Regions from separate parts of the Homo sapiens genome. Here region 1 is linked to region 2. Evidence: chromatin contacts called from ENCODE Hi-C or POLR2A ChIA-PET data. All regions are on one chromosome and are shown on one strand. The core of a region is the stretch at or near the end of the contact, and the rest is flanking DNA. Distances in the headings are between cores, read along the strand shown. Region 1 overlaps LOC105370504 (a long non-coding RNA gene). Region 2 holds the start of TMX1 (thioredoxin related transmembrane protein 1).

Region 1 (6,766 bases), core at 3,641-6,140, 2.4 Mb after region 2:
TGTAAATATTCTTTTGCTTTGGGAGGACATGCTTTGAGCTACACACATTCAGAATGAATAAGGTGAACAGATTGAGGCAGGCAGACCCCACTACTTGGATTCTCTAGGCAGGTGTGAGCATATCTCGCTCATCCAATACATAAAAGACCACGTGCATTTTCAAAGGGATTTCTGCAATCCCTTTTGCAATCTTTTGACAACCACTACTATGATCTGATTGCCCAATGCAGGTGCTTGTGCAGCCGCCCCACTGTGCCATCAAAAGAATCCTCAGATTCTTCTGACTAAAAGGGACAGGCAGAAGAAGTAACTTTTTAAAAAGACTAAAAAGGAAATAGCCACATAAAATGAAAAATTAGATGGAAGGTGAATAGCTATCCCCTCCTGTGATTAGATTGTCACCATCCAATAGAACTTTCTGCAGTGATACAAATGTTCGATACCTGCACTAACCAGTGTGAGAGCCACTAGCCACATGTGACTACTGAGCATTTGAAATGTGGCTAGTGTGACTGGGAAATTAAAATTTAATTTTAATTAATTTAAATTTAAATATGCACATGTATTTAGTGGTTGTCATTGTAATATCCCCCAAGTGACTAGGTTGGTTTCCTACCTTCATTGTAAGCTCTCAGTAAGTATTTGCTGAATCAAAAAGATAAAGGTGATCATGGTCTATCTCCCTTAATACTCTTAGGTGCTTCTCCTGGCCTGAGGATTCCTACTTACTGCAGGTCTTGCCTCCTCTACCCTTGGCTCCGGCTATCCAACCTGTTTCTCCATCCTTCAACTTGCCCTTAACCTTCCTTTTTCTGTGTTTTTGTGTGTTCCATTCTCTTCAGCTGGAATGCTCTTCTTCCCACTTGTCCATCTTGGCAGACCTCTGCTTATAACCCAGAAATATTACTTTCTCTGGGAATGCTATGCCAACTGCCCCAAATGGATATAGTCACTCCTCTTGGTTCCCATAGTGGTGTAGTGTAAATATCAGAGCAGTGGTGTCTTAGGGCAGACCCTCTGATCTGTGCTAAAGTGTTTATGAATGTATTAGTCAGGGTTCTCTAGAGGGACAAAACTAATAGGATACATGCATATATGAAGGGGAGTTTATTAGGGGAATTGACTCACATGATCACAAGGTGAAGTCCCACAATAGGCCATCTGCAAGCTGAGGAGCAAGGAAGCCAGTCTGAGTCCCAAAACCTCAGAAGTAGGGAAGCCAACAGTGCAGTCTTCAGTGTGTGGCCAAAAGCCAGAGAGCCCTTGGCAAACCACTGGTATAAGTCCAAGAGTCCAAACGGTGAAGAACTTGGAGTCTGATATTTGAGGACCGGAAGCATCAAGCATGGGAGAAAGATGAAGGCCAGAAGACTTAGCTAGTCTTGTCTTTCCATGTTCTTCTGCCTGCTTTTATTCTGGCCATCCTGGAAGCCAATTAGATTGTGTCCACCCAGATTGTGGGTGGGTCTGCCTTTCCCAGTCCACTGACTCAAATGTTAATCTTCTTTGGCAACACCATCACAGACACACCCAGGAACAATACTTTGCATCCTTCAATGCAATCAAGTTGACACTCAATATAATATTAACCATCACAATGAGGAAATTCCCAAAGGAAACTGGGAAAGTAGTGGGGAGGGGTGCACAGAGGTGAGGGGAAGGAGGAAGCCAAGGGAGTGTACAATCACAGACAAATTCGATCATCTTTTGCCCAATCTGCAGGCAAAGTCAATAATTATACATCAGGCCTCAGAGTTGTCCTAACCTAAGGCAAAGGAACTGGAGTTTTCATACCCTCATATCCAGCAGGTATGGGTCAAGAACCACCCCAGGGGACATGCACTCCCTAAGACACTTTGGTTTCTCCATTTGTGTGGGCAAAGGAGACTCAAAAGATAGTTCTCCAAGAAAGAGTGCAGGTGTTGGCTGTAGGAAGTGAAGCCCATGTGTGTGGGAATGGCAGTAAACTGTGGAGGTGGGGTGGAGCAAGCAGTACAGAAATGTTGAGAAATGATCCTGAAGTGATCCCCTGAGGGGGTGGGGTGGGAGTGACAGAATTGGGTCTATCTGGGTTGCAAACTCAGATCTATCTTTTCCTAGAAAAGTGACCTAATTGTTTTCAGCCTCATTTTCCTCCTCTGTAAAATTTAGAAAATAATTGTATATAACTCTTAGGCTTAAGGTAAGCTTTTTTTTTTTTTTTTTTTTTGACAGAGTTTTGTTCTTGTCATCTAGGCTGAAGTGCAATGGCTGTATTTTGGCTCACTGCAATCTCCACCTCCCTGGTTGAAGCTATTCTCCCGCCTCAGCCTCCTGAGTAGCTGGGATTACAGGTGCGAGCCACCATGCCCAGCTGATTTTTATTTTCAGTAGAGATAGGGTTTCACTATGTTGGCCAGGCTGGTCTCGAACTCCTGACCTCGGGTGATCCACCCGCCTCGGCCTCCCAAAGTTCTGGGATTGCAGGCATGAGCCAACATGCCCAGCCGTGGCTTAAAGTAAAAGTTAAAAAGGATAATGTACTTAAAGTATTTAGCATAGTGTAGGGTACCTAGTAAAAAGTCTAAATATTGCAGACATTATTATAACATTATATTTTATTGTGATTACATATCCAATTCCTCCATCAGACTTGAGATTCTCCAGGGAGGAACCTACTCTATTAGTCTTCCAATCGCTGGCACCTAAGCCAATGCCTGACCCAGAGTAGCTGTCTAAACAATATTTCTTGAGTAAATGAATAGTGTTCCACTTTGAACCTAATCTCTCTTAAAATCTCTGATGCTATAATCCACTGAAATGCTCTATTCATGTGGCTATTTTGCCAGTTAGACCATAAGGGTAGGAGGGTTTCTTATTCTTTTTTGATTGCCTTAAATGTAGCACAACCTGGTACATGACAGTTGCTAAATAATTGTTTGTTGAACTGATGTTTGTTGGGTAAAGGTCCACCATGTTCCAAGGGTAAGACCATTATGAAACCTTAAGGGATATTTTCTCTACTTTAGAGTTTGTTTGCAGACAGTGGTCTCAGATCCCTTATGGTTCAGTACAGGAAAACAGAAACCACTGTAGGTTTTTCATGCAGGATGTGATTTAATAGAGGGAATTAGGTGCTATGGTAGGCAGAATTTATCAAATGGTTCCCCAAAAATCTTATACTGTAATTCTATAAGCTGTAAGTATGCTAATATAACACTCCTGTGATATATTATATGACTCAGTTTAAGAAAAGGAGATTATCTAAGGGGCCTGATCTAATCACATGAGCCCTTAAAAGCAGGCAGCTTTCTCCTCGTAAAGGAAAAGCAAATCAGAGTTAAAGTGTGGGGATGGATTTGACACAAGGATTCTGCTGCTGGCTGTGATGTTGTGAGAAGGACTCCACGTGGAGGATGCAGGAGGCCTTGTGGGAAGGAACGTAGGTGGCTTTAAGGAGTTGAGAGAGGCCCCTGGTTGATGTTAGCAAGGAAAGGGGAATGTCAGTCCTAAAAGCAGGAGGAAGTAAATTCTTCCAACCACATGAATGAACTTGGATGTAGATTCTTTCCAGCGCCTCCAGATAAGAGCTCAATCTGACTGACCCCTTGATTTCAGCCCTGTGAGAACCCAGAGTAGAGAACCAAGTTGAGCTCACCTGCTCTACGGAAGTGTGTGATAAGTGTTGTTTTAAGGTGCTAAGTTTGTGATAATTTGCTATATAAATTTTTTTAGTAAAATGAAATTGCTGCAACTTCCATTGCCTTCCATTGCCTGAAACAAATAGGAATAGAAAGCAAATATGAGTGCTTACTACATTGCAGAAAAGACTAGAACCAAGAAAGTACTATGCTGTGGAAAAGACTAGAACCAAGAAAGTAAGGTGGATTACTCTTAGCTTTCAGGTTATGTCACACAGGTTGCCACCTGAGGTCAGGAAATAATAACTGGCCCACAGCCTTGAAGCTGGTGCCTAGAGGTGACCAGCCAGCTACTATGTTGGTCACATCTGTGGGAGCTCATACTCAAGTCACCACCACCACCATTGACAGAGGAAGAGGCATCTCTTGCTCTCTTTCCCCTTACAGATATCTCACAAATGAATTTCATTGTCAAATGTAAGTCAAATTCAGAACCTTGGTGGAAAGCAAATCTGGGATATGTAGTTCCCAGGCTTCTGGTGCCTGAGATAAAGGGGAACATATATAAAGGTGGGGGGGGATAATGCTGATTGACCATGAATTTTACCCAATATGGCTCTTCAGACTTTCAAGATCCCTTTAAGTCAGCATTCTCATAGGAGTTATTATTTTCATTTTACAGACCAGAAGACTGAGCTTCAATTGGGTTAAGTATCTTGCCAAAGTTTCATAAATGGTATGTAGCAAAACCGAGAGTAGAACTAAATCTCTTTCTCCCCAAGCCTACATTTTTCAGGCTCTGCAGCTGGCGATGGCCTGCAGATGGAATTTATATTATTGGCTGACAATTGGGCCATGTAGACTCAACTGAGAAGGCAATGGAAGTTGCAGCAATTTCATTTTATTAAAAAAAAAGTTCTCCTGGTAAAGGGCTGCTATTAGACTCTTGGAATCCTGTCCAGCTTCATCTTCTCCTCCCTTCTGTCATCCAAGCTTCCTCCTTGGCCCACATTCCCTAACTTTGCACACAAACCTTGCAATGTATGCTCTGATTTCTGGGTTAAATTTGGTGAAGGGCATCCCCTGCTGTCCTTTTACCTGGTGAATACATGGAATTGGCCCTTCTCCTCTGCGTTTAGGGTCTCACTGCCCTCCCTCATTAGTTGGGATCTGGCGCTGGGCTATGAGCAGCATCAGTAGTATCCTCTACTAAAGGGAATCATGTAGCATTTCCCCCAGACAGCTCTATCTTCCCTGCATACCAATCCAATTACAAACAAATTGGGCCACAGGCTCAAGCATGAGAGCAATTTGGCCTTCTCTCCTCTACTGCTGACAGCTTTAAATCTGCTCCCTTTAAAAACTCAACTCCAGGAGGGGATTTTAGCACCCAAGCTTAAGAGCAGTGGGTGCAATTATCCCAAATATCAGGGTGCCGAGAGACTTAGAGGAAGAGCTCCAGATAATATTTTTCAGGGAAAAAAAAATTAAAGAGACAGGTTCTTTGGGATTTCCCCATGGCTGCAGGTTAGAGTCTTGGAGGCTGGTCTTTGCAGGTCTGTTATTAACTTGGCCTGACTTGATCGGCTCTCTCTGGATTCCCTTTTCCTCTCTGGCTGGTTGCCTTTTCTCTCCTGGACTCTGCCTTAGTGGTGAGGAATTCATTCCTAGGTTTCTGGAGGGAGAGAAAGAATGTTTCAGCTGTCTTTACTATGCCTTAAAAGACATAGTTTTTTTTTTTTGAAACATATGCTCATAGTTTGATAGAGCTGAACTCACATAAAAGCAGAGCATCTTCATATGGGGTGACAAGTGGACAGCCCACCTCTTCAGAAAGCCCAGGATCAGCCAGGCTTTCTCCCCATGATGAATCCCATGGGCAAGCTGCTGGGGGAGTTGTGTGAATTTGCTCCTTCTGCCTTTTAAAATGTCCATTTAAATGTACTTTAAATTGAAAATCCAACGTAACTAGAAAGAAAAACAGATATGAAGTAAGATTGTACATGTAGGGTTTTTTTTAATCAAAATTTTCCAAGTTCAGGTTTTCTTGAACTGTAATTATTGTGGGTTACATCTTGGCATTGATGCTTAACGTGCTACCTCCCTTTCCTTTGCCTTTTTGAGGGAAAGATCATTTGCCATTTTCTATCATCACACCAGCCACACTTTCCACATGAGGACCCACTGGGGTTTCTAGGGAAATTCACTTGAGTGAGGTGCCCAGCTGGCTGTGAGGCTGGGGCATTTCCCTTTTCATCCCCCATCAGGGGGGCCTCTCCTACACAAAGTTTGCCTCTCCCACACCACTCTTCTTTTCCCAGAGGTGTCTCCAGTGATTTCTAGGATGATCTAGAAGAACTTACTGAGATCTTTAAATAGTGAAGTGAAGTGGGTAGGTGCATTCTCTGCTCTCATGGAGTCTAGGGCCCCAGAGGGAAGCAGATAGGTATGGCTATTGCAGGAAGTAAAAGCAGTGCTGGGATGGGAAGAAAGGTGCCAGGAGAGCATGACAACAGGGTACGTAACCCCAGCTTAGCAGGAAGACTTCCTAGAAGAAAAGGCCATCAAGCATAAATATGTTAATAACATTGCCACAGTCTCTGTGACGGGTGTCAGAAACTGACTCAAGTAGAGAATAAAAGTGAGTGTCGCTAAGGGGAAATCCATCAAGGGAGAGCCTTCATGGGATCCACTTGGATGGACTGCAACAGTACCATGGCCATGCCAATGGACTGTGCAGCTGCACTTTGATGGCCTTTGACTCTCCATCACTAAGTCAGTCAAAGGGCCAGAGCTCCTCCTCCTTTATTTCCTGTCTCTCTTAAGCAACAGCTGTGTAACTCAGTGCCTCTTGATGGGGAAATGTTGAATAGGAGAGAGGAATCCCTAGAGGTCTGTGTGGTGAGGGGAGTGGGAGATGAGGCTGGATTTTCCTTCGGCTCAGTTATGGCACCTGCCTCACTTCATCTGAGCTTTCAGCCCTCAGGTCATGATAGAAAAGAAGATGCTGGGATCATCCTGTCAAACTGTCAAATTTGGGGGTGAATGAAATATTCACTAGGGAGCTCCAAGAAGCCAGAAAACTCGTATTTACTTTCAACTGGGGAGAATTTGAACCTATGTCTCCAGATTTGTAAGTCCAGGAT
Region 2 (6,566 bases), core at 610-3,109:
CTGGAAAGGTGGGACAACTCAAAGCAAAGGCGGGACAAACTCGAAGCCAGGAAGGGGCTTCCAGGTCATAGGTGGGTAAGAGACAAATGGTGGCATTCTTCTAAGTTTCTGATTAGCCTTCCAAAGGAGGCAATCAGATATGCATTTATCTCAGTGAGAAGAAGGATGAGAGGCAGGTTTGCCCTAAGCAGTTCCCAGCTTGACTTTTCCCTTTAGCTTAATGATTTTGGGGCCCCAAGATTTCTTTTCCTTTCACCAGCTATTACATACCCAAGAGATGTTTAGCAAGGAGTTGAATACATATGCCTGTAGTTCCCAGAAGGATCAGAGTCTGAATGATATACAGTTGAATACATATGCCTGTAGTTCCCAGAAAGATCAGAGTCTGAATGATATACAGTTGAATACATATGCCTGTAGTTCCCAGAAAGATGAGAGCCTGATGATATGAAGAGAAAGGTGGCGGGAGATGGGGGGCGGGGGGCAGTAAAGCATCCTGGAGATGCCGATGTCCGGAAGTAAAGGAGGACCAGCCAAGAAGTTTGAGAAGAATCAGCTACTGTAGGACAGAAAAAAAAGCGAGCTGCCCAGACAGCAAGATAGTAAAGTGTTTCAAGGGTGTGGTAGAATGGGGCTAGGAGTCATGCTAGATGCATTGAGAAGAAACAATTGGGATTTATCTTGCTGGTCGCTGGTGTCCTTGAGAGGGCTATTCAGTGGAGGGGTGGGGAAGGGGACTAATTGGGGTTAATTAAGTTGAAAAGGTGAGGTAAGATAGTGGCAACTATTTCCTTGAGACTTAGTCTCTCTCTATAGCCCAGATTGGAGTGCAGTGGAATGATCTCGGTTCACTGCAACCTCCGCCTCCCGGGTTCAAGCGATTCTCCTGCCTCAGCCTCCTGAGTAGCTGGGACTACAGGCGCCTGCCACCACGCCTGGCTAATTTTTGTATTTTTAGTAGAGACGGGGTTTCACTATGTTGGTCAGGCTGGTCACAAACTCCTGACCTCAAGTGATCCGCCTGCCTTGGCCTCCCTGTTTTGCTAGGATTACAGGCGTGAGCCACCGCACCTGCAACTATTTTCATTTGACTGATGGGGCAGTGCACATTTTGGTTTGCATTTGTATTTACGAATGTTTGAGAGAAAAAACTCAAATATCTTACAAGCCTATGTGTCTGGTTCCATTTTGAAGTACTGACCTAGGATCTCTGTACCTACTGAATTTTTTTTGAGAGATAACATACACCTGAAAGTGCATAAAGTGCACTGTCTTAAAATGTACAGCTTGATCCTTCTTTAAAAAAAATCATATACGTACGCCCATGTAACTACTGTTCATATCTAGATGTTGAACACCTCCAACACATCCAACATAACCATAATGTTCCTCTGCACCTTCCCTGTCTATAATCTCTCAGAAGTAAACCAATATTCCGACTCCTATAAAATCCATTAGCTTTACTACATGTTTCAAAGAAAACAAATGAGAACTCTGAAGGACATTTAATTGGAAAACTGCTTTAGCACATTATAAACTTACCAATTTGCTTGTAAACGCTAACCATTTGGCGCCAAAATCCTGGGAGGGTCTTTTAAACCGTTCTTCCTCAAAGCACCGCCCCACTTTTTACACCACGCCTCCTTTTGCTCTGTTCCTTCCCCCACAATATTGGGACACCCTAGGCGGTAGAAGCAGCCGCTTTTCTGTCATGCGCATTGCGGAGAGTCGTTCTTCCCTCTTTCCCGACTTCACCACTCACTGGGATCAGACCCCTGTCATGCGCATTGAGAGTCCTCTAGACAGGCGCTCCTCGCAGCACCGTAGTGCGCTTGCGCTGAGCAGCCCGCGAGGGCGGAAGTGGGAGCTGCGACCGCGCTCCCTGTGAGGTGGGCAAGCGGCGAAATGGCGCCCTCCGGGAGTCTTGCAGTTCCCCTGGCAGTCCTGGTGCTGTTGCTTTGGGGTGCTCCCTGGACGCACGGGCGGCGGAGCAACGTTCGCGTCATCACGGACGAGAACTGGAGAGAACTGCTGGAAGGAGACTGGATGATAGAATTGTGAGTGCGGGGCGGCCAGGGTCCTACGTCCGTGCCTGGACACACGACTTCACCCCGCACGTTCCTCGTGCGGGTCGCAGGCTCCCCAGGACTGCGCCTCCGAGTTGCGGAGCGAGCGTCCCCGACTTCTGCAGCTCCCCAAACTCTTGGGATCTGCCGCCAGCTTGGTCCCACCCCCTCGTCTCTTACCCGTGAATGTTAAGTTTCTTCTGGGGTGCACCCTCGTTTCGTTTCTTGGGTTGTGGTGCGCCCAAAGGGTTAGTGCCAATGCGAATTCTGACATTTTTCATGACTTTGAGGATGCGACTGGGGCGCGGGGAGGGAGGTGTCCGACTCGTGTCTAAGTAGTTAAAGTGATTCTTCACAGACTTCTACACTTATTTTCACCACATTTTACATAAGAGAATATTGAGCAAAATTTCTCCTCTCGTTTTGTCTGTCCTTAAAAGATAGTCTCTTTATGGTGTTGGAATTTGGCGCTTTTAAGCTTTTTTTAATGGATTGGGTACGTTTCTTTTTTATTGTAAATACTGAGTCAATTCAAGTTGGGTTATTTTTAAGTTTTCGTTTTCTCTTTTTGCCTCCTCTTTTGCTTTCTCTTTTTTTCACTCCTCATCTCATTTTTCCTTTGGGTGTCTTTGTAGTGTAGAGAATACCTTGGGTTGTGACTCCTAGGTCTTTGTAAATGGTATTACATTAAAAGATAATGTATTAATGTATACACTCTCAAGAGCGCCAGGTCATCATTTATTGCTCGAACGAAATCATGTATTTTGTGTGGTGATTTCAATTTAATAATATCTGTTCTGCCGCGGTGGGAAATAAAGTATCTGTCTTTGCTTTAGATGCTAAGTCGTTGTTGATGGTGGTATTATACATATTAGCAGTATTTACTGATAATAGTAAAAGCATAATTATTAACAGTGTACTGGACACCACTAAGCACCTTTACACGAATACCATATTTAATTCCCTACAAATTCTCTATGACAGGTGTTTTTCACGTTTTACAAATGAGTAACAAGATACCTAAATACTTTAGTTAACCTATGCAGATATTGCTGTGCTGGCTTTCTTTGGGTCTTCAGAGTAGGCATACAATAATTGTTGTTAGAACACCTTCTTCTTTAAAAAGGTTCAGCTGGAAGTGGCGTACGCTACCCAGGAGATTGAGGTATGAGGATGACTTGAGCCCAGGGGTTCAAGAGATCCTGGGCAACTAGCAAAATAAATAAGTAAATAAATAAAAATGAAAAGACAACAGGGTTCAGGTGAGTGTTTTCTTGTGTCACGAATACAGCAAGGGTTGTCAAGTTAAGGAGGCCAGTGAAAGTGACATCCCCAAGGGAGAACCCAGAAGGCTAAATCAGTAAGTCCTGTGTTATTTTTTAAAAAAACAAAACTGGCCGGCGCGGTGGCTCACGCCTGTAATCCCAGCACTTTGGGAGGCCGAGGCCGGTGGATCACGAGGTGAGGAGATCGAGACCATCCTGGCTAACACGGTGAAACGCCGTTTGTACTAAAAATACAAAAAATTACCTGGGCGTGGTGGCACGCGCCTGTAGTCCCAGCTACTCGGGAGGCTGAGGCAGAAGAATCGCTTGAATCTGGGAGTCAGAGGTTGCAGTGAGCCGAGGTCGCACCACTGCACTCCAGCCTGGGCGACAGAGTGAGACTCAATCTCAAAAAAAAAGTAGAACATTTATATGGAGGGTAAGATAAAGGGAAATTTTCATAGTATGCATGTAGTCTGCAATTCTGAAATGAATTTTCATTCAGGCACCATTGAAAGCTTCAGGGGAGAGGAACTGTGACACTTTTTCAGTCATCATCATGAGTAACTTGTTTTAGATCGTGCCTGTAAAATAGTGTTATAAGCAATATATTAAGCAATAGTGATCGTGTGTGTATATGCAAAATACAGTCAAGTATTACTCAAGGATATTTTTTAACTCATTATGGTCCAACTATATAAATACAGCAATCAGAAGTAGTATTAAGGAGAACAAGACTAACAAAACATTGAGTATGAGGTAAATCCACATTGGAGCATCTATCTGAAATTATGCTATAGAGTAGTAGTTTTTCTTTTTCCTTAAGTAGAGATTCTAAAGTAAGTTTTTAGAAAGCAACTGACAGCCTGGGCAACATGGCAAAAACCAGTCTCTACAAAAAAATACGAAAAATTAGCTGGGCGTGTGGGCAGGCATCTGTAGTCCCAGCTACTTGGGCTGAGGTGGGAGGATGTCTTGAGCCCGGGAGGTTGAGGTTGCAGTGAGCCCAGATGGCGCCACTGCCCTCCAGCCTGGGTAACAAAGCGAGACCCTGTTTCAAAAAATAAAAAAGCAACTGAGCAACAAAACGAACCTGAAAAAGAAGGACTCTAGTAGTTTTAGTAATAGTCTGCTCCTAATTACAAGTGAATTATCTACAGTAAATCCATTTCTGCTCAGAAGTTTTGTCATGGAGATATTTTCATTGTAATACGATTTATTGTTAGGAGCTTGGCTTTTATACTACCAGTTTGTCTTGTTCTACAATGTCTATTTTAGGAGTTTGGTTTTCATAAAACAAGTGAAGAAAATGTGAAGTACAGAAAGTATAGTTTTGTGTTTAACTGCTTTAGGCTTTATTCTTCCTGGTTCTGTTAAAAAAAAAAAAAAAAAAAGAACAACCCTGTGGTGTATTATAAGATAAAATACAATAAAGTGGAAAAATAAGATCCTCAGGAGATAATACCAGAGGAGTAATTTAAATGCTAATATGCTTGCATTTGTAAATCCAAGGTCTTGGAAACAGGATGACCTAACTGGCCAAGAGTTTTGTTTGGCCTGCTTAGTATTTGTGTGTGGGTTATTTTTTGAGGTAACATTCTCATATAAAAATGCAGCTCTCCATCTTCTTTTAAATATGAATAGCCAGCCTTAGTGTGCCAGCATCCTTAGTGGCAATCCTACTTAATAATGGTTGCCACTTTAAGATGGAATATGTGCTTTCTTATTCACCACAGCCCAGGACACTTCTGTTTTTCCAACACCTTGCATTTGTGACTCTGCATTATAAATTATTAAAATTGGTAAGCTCTAACTTTGGTCTTGAGCTTTCTGGTGGCCACACCGTTAATAGAGAAATGCAAAAGTTTTCTAAAGAGCTGTTTTGCATGTGAAAAAATCCTGTGTCTTATTCTCAGAATTTTATTTGATTAGCATCATCAGTTCATCATTCTTGATTTCCGGATTGTTAGATCTACCCTTAAAAGTTTTTCATCTGCATAAAATTAACCACCTTATCATCTTCAGTGTTTTCATATGAAATATTCTTCATAAATTATACATTTAAATTTTTTATCCCAAGATAAATGGTCATACTAAAGTGCTTAACTTTTTTTAAAAAAAAATCTGTATTTCTTAGTTATGCCCCGTGGTGCCCTGCTTGTCAAAATCTTCAACCGGAATGGGAAAGTTTTGCTGAATGGGGAGAAGATCTTGAGGTTAATATTGCGAAAGTAGATGTCACAGAGCAGCCAGGTACTGTAAGTCTTTGGTTAGTTTTGTTTCTTTGCTGTTTGGGTTGATATATTTATCCTTTTTTCTACATTGCATAGTCTTAATTCTACCTTTCTTTAGGTTTTGAAAACCTAACAGTCTGCAGCTAGTTAACCTGACTTGTCCACCTCCCTGCTGGGGGCTCAGTGTGCAATGGTTGCAAAATGGAGATTCCCTGGTTGTGTATACACCTCATTTCTTGAATGTGTTGCTTTAAGGGTTCTTGAAGACATTACCCTCTTTTTATTCTTGCCCACATAACTGCCTCTGATTTGTTGTTCTTTGCATCCCAGGCCCCAGACTAGTATGTAAGATGCCTTTGAGAAGTCCTAGGACACTGTGGTTCAGGTGAACATTGGCCAAGCCACATTTGCATCCATACCAGGCTTCAGAATAAGGAGCATGTGGTTGAGTGTTTTTCTGGAGTCAAGGTCACGTTCCCTGACAAAAGAAGACCTGAATCTCTGAAATTGAGTTTTAAATTTAGTACCTATGATTTGAGGATGTGGGCTTCTAAATATAAAGCCCTCGTGGTTGTGAGGTCAAGTGCACTCCTGACTTGGTCCCTGGACAAGTGGCAGGTCCTGCCCTTAAGGAGGTTCCTTCCACAGACCAATCTCATCTTACCGTTCTCGGTAGTCACACTACCCTTGGATTCTTGGCTGTCCCATCCCAAATGGTAATAATAGGTAATATTTATCGAGCGCTTGCCTATTATAGCACTCTTCCAAATATCTTGTGTTTATTATTTAATCCTTATACAACCCCGTGAAATATGTAATGTCCCCATTTCACAGATAAGAAAACTGAGGCACAGGTCAATTCTCTGTAATATCAGTGCTTGACACATGGCTAACAATAAATGTTAGCTGCTATTATTTTTGCCTGTCTCATGAAAGATTCATAGTATTTTCCATTTTTAGCAGCACCATAAACTGCCTTTGTTTGTTGAATGTCAAGTACA

What was found. A loop is a pair of places that touch in the nucleus more often than their neighbours do. ChIA-PET counts read pairs that join two places held with the same protein, here RNA polymerase II (POLR2A). Pooled maps may share reads with other maps.
Region 1: a loop to region 2 is called in a map with no recorded cell type, with 4 times the contacts of the local background. The contact joins the enhancer-like site here to the promoter of TMX1 in region 2. A Hi-C loop is called at or near these places in 1 of 37 single-sample maps with no recorded cell type and 3 of 50 pooled maps. POLR2A ChIA-PET finds 5 or more read pairs at or near these places in 1 of 52 experiments (OCI-LY7).

What each region holds. Positions count from the first base shown.
Region 1 is chr14:53,615,266-53,622,031 of GRCh38, forward strand. All of the region lies in intron 2 of LOC105370504 (a long non-coding RNA gene), which reads left to right. Among named protein-coding and RNA genes, the nearest start is that of LINC02331, 230 kb to the right of the region's middle. RefSeq lists a silencer at 6,359-6,428. Within about 2 kb of position 4,891, at least 2 of the 41 ENCODE cell types and tissues checked have a DNase peak (open chromatin) inside an H3K27ac peak, as active enhancers do.
Region 2 is chr14:51,238,388-51,244,953 of GRCh38, forward strand. It overlaps TMX1 (thioredoxin related transmembrane protein 1), which reads left to right and starts at 1,860. Exons shown (of 8, transcript NM_030755.5): 1 at 1,860-2,057; 2 at 5,469-5,584. The coding sequence starts at 1,906. LOC124900346 (small nucleolar RNA SNORA70) reads left to right here and starts at 5,703; the gene lies at 5,703-5,837. RefSeq lists a silencer at 1,696-2,038 and an enhancer at 1,899-2,138.